Regions from separate parts of the Homo sapiens genome. Here region 1 is linked to region 2. Evidence: read pairs that join two places in POLR2A ChIA-PET (ENCODE). Cell type or tissue: B cell. All regions are shown on one strand. Each heading gives the region's core, and the rest is flanking DNA. Links, peaks and the distances in the headings are about the cores only.

Region 1 (5,361 bases), core at 169-5,168, 81 kb before region 2:
ATGTACTACAGGATCCAGGTTTGCATCTCATGTAGCCAGTAGCCTCCACCCACCCCTCTGCACCTGCATGCTCCCGGCACACACAGGGCCTGACACCAGGGCTTCTGGACTGTGACACTGCTGACACTTAGGGCTGGATAATTCCCTGTGGTGGGGGCCATCCTGTGTACTGTAGTGTTTTTGTTTGTTTGTTTGTTTGTTTTTGAGATGAAGTCTCACTCTGTCGCCCAGGCTGGAGCGCAGTGACGCGATCTCGGCTCACCGCAAGCTCTGCCTCCCGGGTTCACGCCATTCTCCTGCCTCACCCTCCCGAGTAGCTGGGACCACAGGCGCCCACCACCACGCCCAGCCAATTTTCCGTATTTTTAGTAGAGACGGGGTTTCACTGTGTTAGCCAGGATGGTCTCGATCTCCTGACCTCGTGATCTGCCTGTCTCAGCCTCCCAGAGTGCTGGGATTACAAGCGTGAGCCACCACACCCGGCCGTGTGTACTGTAGTGTTGACCAGTATCCTCAGTCTCTGCCCACTGGATGCCAGTAGCACCCCATTCCCCGTCGTGACAACCACAAATGTCCCCAAAAGTTGCCAAATGCCCCCAGGGGCAGAATCGGCCCCAAGTGAGCCCCCTACTCTGCACGGAATAACCTGTGGATTTTGATGTTTCCCTGACCCTGGGTTCAGGCCAGTCTCTACCCAGGGCAGACCCCACTTGTGCTGTCCATATGGCATTTTACAGAGTCCCATTTAAAAAAAGAAATCCCCAGGCCGGGCGCAGTGGCTCACATCTGTAATCCCAGCACTTTGAGAGGCGAAGGCGGGCAGGTCTCGAGACCAGGAGTTCGAGACCGGCCTGGCAAACATGGCGAAACCCCCAACTCCACCAAAAGTACAAAAATTAGCTGGGCACATTGGCTCATGCCTGTGATCCCAGCACTTTAGGAGGCCGAGGCGGGCAGATCACTTGATGTCAGGAGTTGGAGAGCAGCCTGGCCAACATGGTGAAACCTCATCTCTACTAAAAATACAAAAATTGGCTGGGCATGGTGGCGCGTGCCTATAGTCTCCGCTACTTGAGAGGCTGAGGCAGGAGAATCACTTGAACCCAGGAGGCAGAGGTTGCAGTGAGCCAAGATCTTATAGGAGCAAGACTCCCTCTCTCAAAAAAAAAAAAAAAGAGGTCGCTGAAAGTGGGAGAACTGCCGCCAACCTCACTCTCCTTGCTAACCACCCCCAGCCCCTGCAGCTGATCTTCCTTAACACTTGAGGTCAGTGGGTTTCAAACTGTGTGTGAGTCCCAGAGGCCAGCCAATCCCTTCTGTGAAGGGCCAGATGCGCCTGGCGCAGTGACTCACACCTGTAATCCCAACACTCTGGGAGGCCAAGATGGGACAATTGCTTGAGCACAGGAGTTTGAGACCAGCCTGGACAACACAGGGAGAAGACCCTGTCTCTACAAAAAATAAAAAAATTAGCCGGGCATGGTGGCTAACACCTGTGGTCCCAGCTACTCAGGGGGCTGAGGTGGGAGGATCGCTAGAGCCCAGGAGGTCAAAGCCACAGTGGACCGCATGATCTCTGTTGCATGGGACTATGCTGATGTCCCACAAAAGCAGCCACAAAAAAGGAATAAATGGTTGTGCCCATGTTCTAATAAAATAAAGAGACGTAGCTTACAGAGCTCTGGATTAGTAAGTTATCAATTCAGTGGGTCCCAACTGGTACTTTTTATTTTTTTCTTCGTCTCTTCTTCTTTTTTTTTTTTTTTTTTTGAGATGGAGTCTCTCTGTCGGCCAGGCTGGAGTGAAGTGGCGTGATCATAGTTCACTGCAGCCTCAAGCTCCTAGGCTCAAGGGAACCTCTCGCCTCAGCCTCCCAAGTAGCTGGGACCACAGGCATGAGCCACCATGCCAGCCTATTTTTTTTTTTTTTTTTCTGAGACGGAGTCTCGCTCTGTTACCCAGGCTGGGGAGTGCAGTGGTGCAATCTCAGCTCACTGCAACCTCCACCTTTCAGGTTCAAGCGATTCTCCTTCCTCAGCCACCAGAATAGCTGGGGTTACAGGTGCCCGCCACCATGCCCAGCTAATTTTTGTATTTTAGTAGAGACAGGGTTTCACCATGTTGGCCAGGCTGGCTCGAACTCCTGACCTCAGGTGGTCCACCTGCCTTGGCCTCCCAAAGCTCTGGGATGACAGGTGTGAGCCACTGTGCCCACCCAGCCCAGGCTAATTTTCATATTAGAACAAAACAGAGTACATCAGTGTGCCTGCAAACAGTAAGAGTTAAGCGGGCCGGGAATGGTGGCTCACGCCTGTAATCCCAGCACTTTGGGAGGCCAAGGCGGGTGGATCACGAGATCAGATCAAGACCATCCTGGCGAACATGGGGAAACCCTGTCTCTACTAAAAATACAAAAAAAAGTAGCCGGGCATGGTGGTGGACGCCTGTAGCCCCAGCTACTCAGGAGGCTGAGGCAGGAGAAGGGCGTGAACCCAGGAGGCGGAGCTTGCAGTGAGCTGAGATCACACCGCTGCACTCTAGCCTGGGCGACAGAGAGAAACTCTGTTTCAAAAAAAAAAAAAACAAAAACAAAAGAGTTAAGCTCCTTGGTAAAACCTGTCTTGATTGCACATTTGGTGGTAGGTGCTGGCAAGCCATGAAAAATGAATTTTTTTTTTTTTAGACGGTGTCTCACTCTGTCACCCAGGCTGGAGTGCAGTGGCACAATCTCGGCTCACTGCAACCTCCAGCACCCTGGTTCAAGCAATTCTCTTGCCTCACCCTCCCAAGTAGCTGGGACTACAGGTGCACACCACCACACCTGGCTAATTTTTGTATTTTTAGTAAAGACAGAGTTTCACTATGTTGCCCAGGGTGGTCTCGATCTCTTGACCTCGTGATCTGCCCACCTCGGCCTCCCAAAATACTAGGATTACAGGTGTGAGCTACCATACCCGGCCGAAAAATGAATTTCTTTTTTTTTTTTTTTTTTTTGAGACGGAGTCTCGCTCTGTCGCCCAGGCTGGAGTACAGTGGCACTATCTTGGCTCACTGCAACCTCCACCTCCCAGGTTCAAGCGATTCTCCTGTCTCAGCCTCCCGAGTAGCTGGGACTACAGGCACGTGCCACCATGCCCAGCTAATTTTTTGTATTTTTAGTAGAGACAGGGTTTCACCATGTTAGCCAGGATAGTCTCTATCTCCTGACCTTGTGATCCGCCTGCCTCGGCCTCCCAAAGTGCTGGGATTACAGGCGTGAGCCACCGTGCCCGGCCCAGAAAAATGAATTTCTAACTGCAGAGCCACAAGTGCCATGCCTGTTCCTGAGCCAGGGACATCTGCTCCTCACCCAGCCCTGCAGCCCCTGGTTTCACACACGCTGAGGGTCCAGGAAGCCCTCCCAGATTCCCCAGAGCACGTGGACCTGGTCGCTGCACACCCTAACCACTTCTTTTTTTTTTTTTTTTGAGACAGAGTTTCACTCTTGTTGCCCAGGCTGGAGTGCAATGGCATGATCTCTGCTCACAGCAACCTCCACCTCCCAAGTTCAAGCAATTCTCCTGTCTCAGCCTCCTGAGTAGCTGGGATTACAGGTGCATGCCACCATGCCCAGCTAATTTTTGTATTTTTAGTAGAGACGGGGTTTCATCATATTGATGACGGTGAGGGAATTAATTTCTGTTTTTCATGCCCCTCACTTTGTGGTAATTTGTGACTTTAGCCAGTGGCAAGGAACCCCGGGCCTGACAGAACCTGTAGCACCAGGTAACCTTGTGGACTTCACATCAGGACAGGGCTGCAGCCGCTTGCAGATGCATAAGTCCAGCCAGCTCCAGCTGGCTCCGCAGGTTTTGTGTGGGGTTACCACCGAGGCCCGGAGTGGACCCTTCATTCAGCCCTTTTTAGTAGCAGGGGCCCTTGCTCTACACTGGATGAGACAGAGGGAGACAGCAAGAGCAGGGCCTGGGGTGGAGGATCAGGACCACAGGGTCGGGGTTGGAGTGTAGGAGCTCAGTGTTCGGGTATGGATTGTGTCCTAAGAGTGGGGGTGGGGAAGACCGAGCGCGGTGGCTCACACCTGTAATCCCAGCACATTGGGAGGCCGAGGCAGGTGGATCATTTGAGGCCAGGAGTTCGAGATCGGCCTGGCCAATAGGATGAACCCCATCTCTACTGAAAATACAAAAATTACCCAGGCGTGGTGGCAGGAGCCTGTAATCCCAGTTACTCGGGAGGCTGAGGCAGGAGGATCGCTTGAACACGGGAGAAGGAGGTTGCAGTGAGCCGAGATCACGCCACTGCACTCCAACATGGGCGACAGAGTGAGACTCCATCTCAAAAAAAACAAAAAAAAGAGGCACCGGCAGGCCCATGCTTCCTCCAGAGGCTCTAGGGGAAGACCCTTCCTATCCCTTCCAGCTTCTGGGGGCTCTGGGCATTCCTTGACTTGTGACCACATCGCTCCAATCTCTGCCTCCATTGTCACATGGTCCTCTCCCCTGTGTCTCTGTGTCCTTTCTTGTCTTTTTTTTTTTTTTTTTTTTTTGGAGAAAAGGGTCTCACTCTTTTACCCCAGCTGGAGTGCAATGGTACAATCATGGCTCACCACAGCCTTAACTCTTGGGCTCAAGTGATCCTCCCACTTCACCCTCCCAAGTGGCTGGGACTACAGGTGCACGCCACCACACCCGGCTAATTAAAAAACAATTTTTTTTCGTAGAGATGAGTTCCCTCTTTGTGGCCCAGGCTGGTCTCAAACTCCTGGCTTCAAGTTATCGTCCCATCTCAGCCTCTCAAAATGTTGGGATTACAGGCGTGAGCCACTGTGCCTGGTCCCCCTCCATCTTTTCCTTTTTCTTTTTCTTTTTTTTTTTTTTGAGACAGGATCTCACTCTGTCACCCAGGCTGGAGTGATTATAATTCACTGTAACCTCAAACTCCTGGGCTCAAACAATCCTCCTGCCTCGGCCTCTGAAAACTCTGGGATTAAAGGCATGCATCGCCACTCCCAGCCCACTCTTCTTTTTTTTTTTTTTTTTTTTTGAGACGGAGTCTCGCTCTGTCATCCATGCTCGAGCGTAGTGGCGTGATCTCGGCTCACTGCAAGCTCTGCCTCCCAGGTTCACGCCATTCTCCTGCCTCAGCCTCCCGAGTAGCTGGGACTACAGGCGCTCACCACCACGCCCAGCTAATTTTTTTGTATTTTTAGTAGAGACGGGGCTTCACCATGTTAGCCAGGATGGTCTCGATCTCCTGACCTCGTGATCTGCCCACCCCGGCCTCCCAAAGTGCTGGGATTATAGGAGTGAGCCACTGCGCCCAGCCATGGCCCACTCTTCATAAGGATACCAGTCACCGGAT
Region 2 (5,361 bases), core at 205-5,204:
AGCCTGGCCAACATGATGAAACCCTGTCTCTCCTAAAAATACAAAAATTAGCCGATTGTAGTGGGGGGTGCCTGTAATCTCACCTACAAAGGAGGCTGAGGCAGGAGAACCACTTGAACCCGGGAGGCGGAGGCTGCAGTGAGCCAAGATTGTACCACTGCACTCCAGGCTAGGCAACAGAGCAAGACTTCATCTCAAAAAATAAATAAATAAATAAGAGGGAGCTCTGAATTGGAAGGGCTGACAGTGCAGTGAGCTTTTCTGAACAGCAGTGAAAGCTGGGAAGGGGTGGAGGAAAATGGGGGAAGTGGGGAAAGGGCTTTCTGGGGAGTCCCAGCCCCTAGGTCTCTGGCTATGCTACATGATTTTCTGTGCCTCAGTTTCCCCATGATGCAGCATTGCTTGGACTACAATAGATGAACCGTTATTATTTCTCCCATAAGGCAGTGTGTGCGTGCTTGCGAGGCAAGCCTGCTCTACCCTGAGCCGCAGTTCTGAGCCCCTCCAGGTGACAGTGACCACCAGCTCATCACAGGGGAAGGGCTTAGACCAGCACCTGGCAGCTCTGGGGGCGCCTAAGAGGAGTGAGGTGAGGAGTGGCCACAGCTCTGGTGGCTTCAAATCTCGCCCCTTGCACAGCCCTGTGTATGACCTGGGAGGTTGCCCCCTGGGCACTAAATGGGGGTGACATTGTCCTTTGTGCCTCCAAGTGACACAAAAACATTTGGGACAGGTTGAAGTCAGGCCCGAACCAGGACAGATGTTTGATAAATGATGGCTGTTTTCTGCCACTTATTCCTGAAAAGGTGGTGGGGCATGGGGGGCGTTGTTGCATGTAACTAAGGCTGGAGACATGACGGGGCTGGATGGAGGTTGCCCTGCAGGCCTGGTATAGAACGCAGAGTCTGGCAGAGCCTCTGCACGTGAATGAAGATTTCCCACGGGGTGAAGAGGGTGGGGGTATTGGGAAAAGGGACCCCAGGCCGCAGTGGGAGGCCCACCTTCTGCTCCGGCTCAGGCTCCGCGGGCTGGCTCCAGCAGCCGTGGCTACAGGCCTGCTGCTCTGCCTCCTTCACATAGGCTTCCACGCAGGCTGTGGGAGGTGGGAGCGGGTGACTGGGGACGGCCCTTCCCAGGCCACCTCTCCCCACGCTGGCCCACCCTGCCGGCGGGCCCTCACCTGCTTCACACTCAGTTTGGGTGGCATTGGGCTTGGAGCTTCTGGCCACAAATCGGCAGATGGAGAAGAGGCGGCAGCCACGCTCGCAAGCGCTGATCAGAACGGCTCTGTCATAGGGAGACTCGGAGGCGCCCTCCAGCCCCGCCTGGGGGAGGGGAGGACAGGGGGCTCAGGCCATGGGGAGGGGCAGGAGGAGGGTGGGGGGACCGGAGCATTCAGCAGAGGCAGGGAAAGGCTTCCCCGCTCCCCACGACATCTAGCCAGATGGAGATGAAGTTGGGAGAGGCTACAAATATTAGTGGGGGCTCTTAGCTCTGAGGAGGGAGATGGGGAGGGAGCTTGAGAAGAGAAATGGACAGTGAAGGTGGAGAGAAATGAGCCTTCCCCCCACTAGGTTCCAGGGAGGAGGGGAGACATGGAGAAGGATTCTCAGACCTGGAGGAGGAGGGGGAGGCTCAGAGGAGGGGGTTTTGGTCACACGCAGATCAGGCTTGAATCCTGGGGAGTGGTGGTATGAGTAGGGGCTGGTAGCTCTGAGTGGGGAGGGAACACGATGTGGAGGAGGAGGAATGAGGTGGGGGGACCATCAGGCCTGAGGGAGCTGGGGGTTGGGTGCTAGAGGGTCCTTACCCAGCAGAGTGCGGAAGGAGCCCGGGAGGTGGTATCGGCCCCTTATCGCAAGGACCTGCATCCCCAAGCACTCCCCCATCAGAGGGAACCCCAGCCCGTCAACTACTGGAGAGATCTCCCCATTCCCGACCCCCACCTCCCCACGGACACCCCCACCAAAGTCTCCTGCTGTCATCCAAGAGAAGCCCATCCCAACGCCTCCTCCTTCGGAGAGATCCCGCGTCCCCCGCTGGCACCTGGCACCGCACGCGCCTCACCTGCGAGGGCTGCGGGCCGAGGTCGCGGTCGCGGCACCGCAGCTGGCAGTTCTGCGTGTCCCCGAGCTGGGGGGCGAAGGGATCGCGGGCGGACGGCGCGGAGGCGGCGGGCGGCGACGCCAACAGCAGCAGCAGCAGCAGCGGCGGTGGCATCAGCGCCACCGCAGCCATGGCCGGGCGGAACGCGGGGGGCGCGGGGGACTCCAGCTCAGGCCGGGCACGGAGGATGCAGCGGCTGCGGCGGGGACCGGGGCGCTGACGTCACCCGAGCGAGGCAGCCTGGGAAGCGGGGGGTGGGAGATGCGGAGAGCGGGCGGGGTAGCTGCGCTGCGGCACCCGAGGCGTGCGGGTCGGGCGGGGCAGGTGCATCGCGGCCCCCACCGTCTATCCCATCGCGGGGGTCCCAGGACACCTCCCTGGTGCCCACGGGCGGGGGATCTCTGCTGGCGCTTGGGGCCAAAAGGAAATATATAGGGGGATGGGATGGAGGGGACTATTCCCCAGGGGTGTCGAGGAGAGCGGAGAGCTTGGCGGAGGAGGCGACGTGTGAGCCGACCACGCGGGAGAGAGGAGAAAGGGGTGTCCAGGCTACAAGGATCAGCGAGGATCCTGAGAGAAAGAGCTTGTTGCAGGAGGAGGGAGGGCGATGGGGCTGGAGTCCAACCAGGGAACGGAGAGGGAGGAAGGTGAGAGCCGCAGGACCCGGCAGCTGAGTCCTGGCATCTTCTCTTTTGACACCCAGGTTAGAAAGGAGACAACTTGCGCGCAGTTTGCCTCCTCCGGGAAGCCCTCTGAGCCCCTCCCTTGCTCCTTCAGCCTCGCCTCCCTCTGGCCCAGCCCTGATCCACTGACCTAGGGAATCTGGCCCTGTCTCCCCAAGGCTGGAGACCCCTGGGCTGGGGCTTAGTGGGAGGGGACACAGAGGTATGCTCAGGAGCAAGGGGAGGGGGTGATGCTGACATGTCTAATTCTCATGGGAAAACGGGGCAAATAGCGACACTTCTGACTTCCATAACCATCACACCCCAGGGCGATGGACTGTAGCCCCAGGAGCCGAATCTCGGTTAGAGGGTACCCCCAGCTTCCTCTCCGCCAGATAAGGGAGTGGGGACGCCCCTCTAAACCCGGATCCTCTGCAAAGATGCCCCCGCTTTCGCTGGCATGCCTGGCGCAGGTGCCTGCAGCGCCGCGCAGCAGCCCGCAGGTCCCCCACCTACGCTCCGCCCCCGCAGACGGGGCGGCAGCCTCGCAGGGTCTGCGGGTTAGAGGGCGGCTCAGGTTTCGGCCTGGGAAGAGGGTGTCCCGGGTGGGGGCCCGGCGCACCCCCTACTCTGGCCTGCGGCCGCGCTTTCATCTCAGCGGCCCCCGGCCGGCCCCCACGTGGCTTAATCAGGCGCGGCTGTGCCTGGCGGACCCCGAACATCTGGATCCCGGTGCGGCCCCTCCCCCGCCCCGCCCCGCCCCTCCCCTCCCCTCCCATGCTAGGCCGCTGCGACCCGGCGGCGAGGGCCTCCAGCCCGCAGTTTGCGCCAGAATCCAGCAGGAGAATTCCGCTTCTAACCCACCCGCGCGCCAGGCCCGCACCTTGGGAAACAGCCCTGTGCGTTATGACCAATACTGTCCCCCATTTCACAGGTGGGAAACTTAGGCTCCGGGACGCGTTGGCAAAGTCAGGATTCAAGCCCACACATGCTAATTCCAGAGGCCCGCGCGCGCCTAACCCCTCCACAATTACTGTCTTTCATTCATTCCAACGAAACACTTTTTCTTGCAACAACCGTATAAGACAGGTACCGGTAGCGTTGCCCTTTTATATGGGTGAGGAAACTGATGCTCAGACTGCAAAGTGGTTCTGTCCAGGTGACAGGGAGAGAAGCAAAGAAAAGCCGGCAGAGCCCTGCCAATGATGGGAGGTGACCTTTGGGCATTGCTTAAAACGCATCAGGGAGGAGGGACACCCCGCGCCCTTTTGCAGAAGGAGAAACTGAGGCTGGAGGAGTGGGTCGATCACCCAGGTCGCCTGAGGGGAGAAGGGAAAGAGGCTGATTGCCGCACACCCAGCCCCCTTTCCGCTGCACTAGGCCGCTGGGGGGGTGAGCGGAAAGAGGACTTGACCCCGGCCCCCAAGGTGAGCCCCCGCGCCCCTCCTGCTGTTCCCGGGGGAGCCGGTCCAGGTGAGGGGCGGGAGGGCCGGCGGGCGGCCAGGGTCGGGTTTCAGGAAATCCGCCGACATTCCTTCGGGGCTTAAGAGGGAAAGTTGACTCGGCGCCGCCCTCGCCCCCCCCCCCACTTCCTACCCCCCGGGGCGGCCTGGCTGGGGGCGGCAGGCGGGGGGCGCTGAGGCCGGCCTGGGCGTGAATCAGCGGCAGGCCAGGCGTCCGGGAAGCCACAGCAGCCGAGGTCAAGGCGGGCAGCGGACAAGCACCCTTTGTCCCTTGCCGCCCTCACCACGACCCTGCTGACCCCCACCTCCAAGCAGGGTACAGGCCAGGGAGGAGGCAGAGCACCATGGCGCCGGTGGTGGTTGCTGAGGGTTGTTGGGGGAGGACGGAGGGATGTGGCTGTCCCCCTAAAGCAGCTGGTGCCTCCTGGGACCCAGACTTCAGAGGCTTCTCAGGGTACAGACGGGCAGGGAAACTGGCCTCCCTGGGGCAGGCCTGCAACTTCCCAGGCAGGTCCCCTAGGCAGGTCTGCAACTCCCCAGGTCCCGCCTCCAGTGCCTGAAGTCCAGTGTGCATTACACTGAGCACCCAGGCATTGCTTCTCCCCAGGCTCAGCCTCCAGGGCAGAAATTATAAAGCCTAGGTACACACGGGCCCCACTTTCCTGTGCCACAGACCCTGAACCAGGTGTCCAGACCCTCACTGCCCCTTAATTCCTGAAAGCACCTGCCTGGAACACCAGGTAGCTAATCCCATACTGGGGAGCCCTGAGCACGGGGCTTTCAGAATGGGAGAGACAGCTCTCAGCCTTCCTCACTCCCAGTGGTTGTGGGTCCCCACAGGACCCTGAAGGTGCCATTTCCACTGCCCCCTCCCTGGTGCACCCTCAGTGCCCTGGAATCACGAGGGAGCTGGGGATGGAGGCCCCCCCCCCAACCTAATACCTCTCATCCAGAGGTGACCTTGGAGTGGAGGGTGCAGGACTAAGGAGGGGTCCCTCCCCCAGCCCAAGGGGAGGCCCTCCCTCTGCCCAAGGGGAGGCCCTCCCTCCTTCTGCCCCTTACACATTCCCAGCCAACTTCAAGGACTTGGGTCAATATTTGCCAGAAGTTCCATTGACGCTAGCTCCCTT

What was found. ChIA-PET counts read pairs that join two places held together with the same protein. Peaks named below come from ENCODE experiments on the same cell type or tissue, not always from the same donor. Only the 100,000 strongest peaks of a DNase experiment are listed, where the experiment ranks them.
Region 1: POLR2A ChIA-PET joins it to region 2 with 5 read pairs; 3 of 35 experiments call an interaction of 5 or more read pairs at or near these places.

The regions. Positions count from the first base shown.
Region 1 is chr19:18,690,708-18,696,068 of GRCh38, reverse strand. All of the region lies in intron 1 of CRTC1 (CREB regulated transcription coactivator 1), which reads right to left. Among named protein-coding and RNA genes, the nearest start is that of CRTC1, 9.7 kb to the right of the region's middle. RefSeq lists an enhancer at 1-310. In B cell, for the core only: no CTCF peak of the experiment used is centred there; no DNase peak of the experiment used is centred there.
Region 2 is chr19:18,609,836-18,615,196 of GRCh38, reverse strand. It overlaps TMEM59L (transmembrane protein 59 like), which reads right to left and starts at 2,327. Exons shown (of 8, transcript NM_012109.3): 1 at 2,068-2,327; 2 at 1,181-1,325; 3 at 1,002-1,093. The coding sequence starts at 2,238. RefSeq lists an enhancer at 614-1,134. In B cell, for the core only: no CTCF peak of the experiment used is centred there; DNase peaks (open chromatin) are centred at 2,236, 2,716, 3,266 and 3,878; H3K4me3 peaks cover 2,247 bases; H3K27me3 peaks cover 4,825 bases.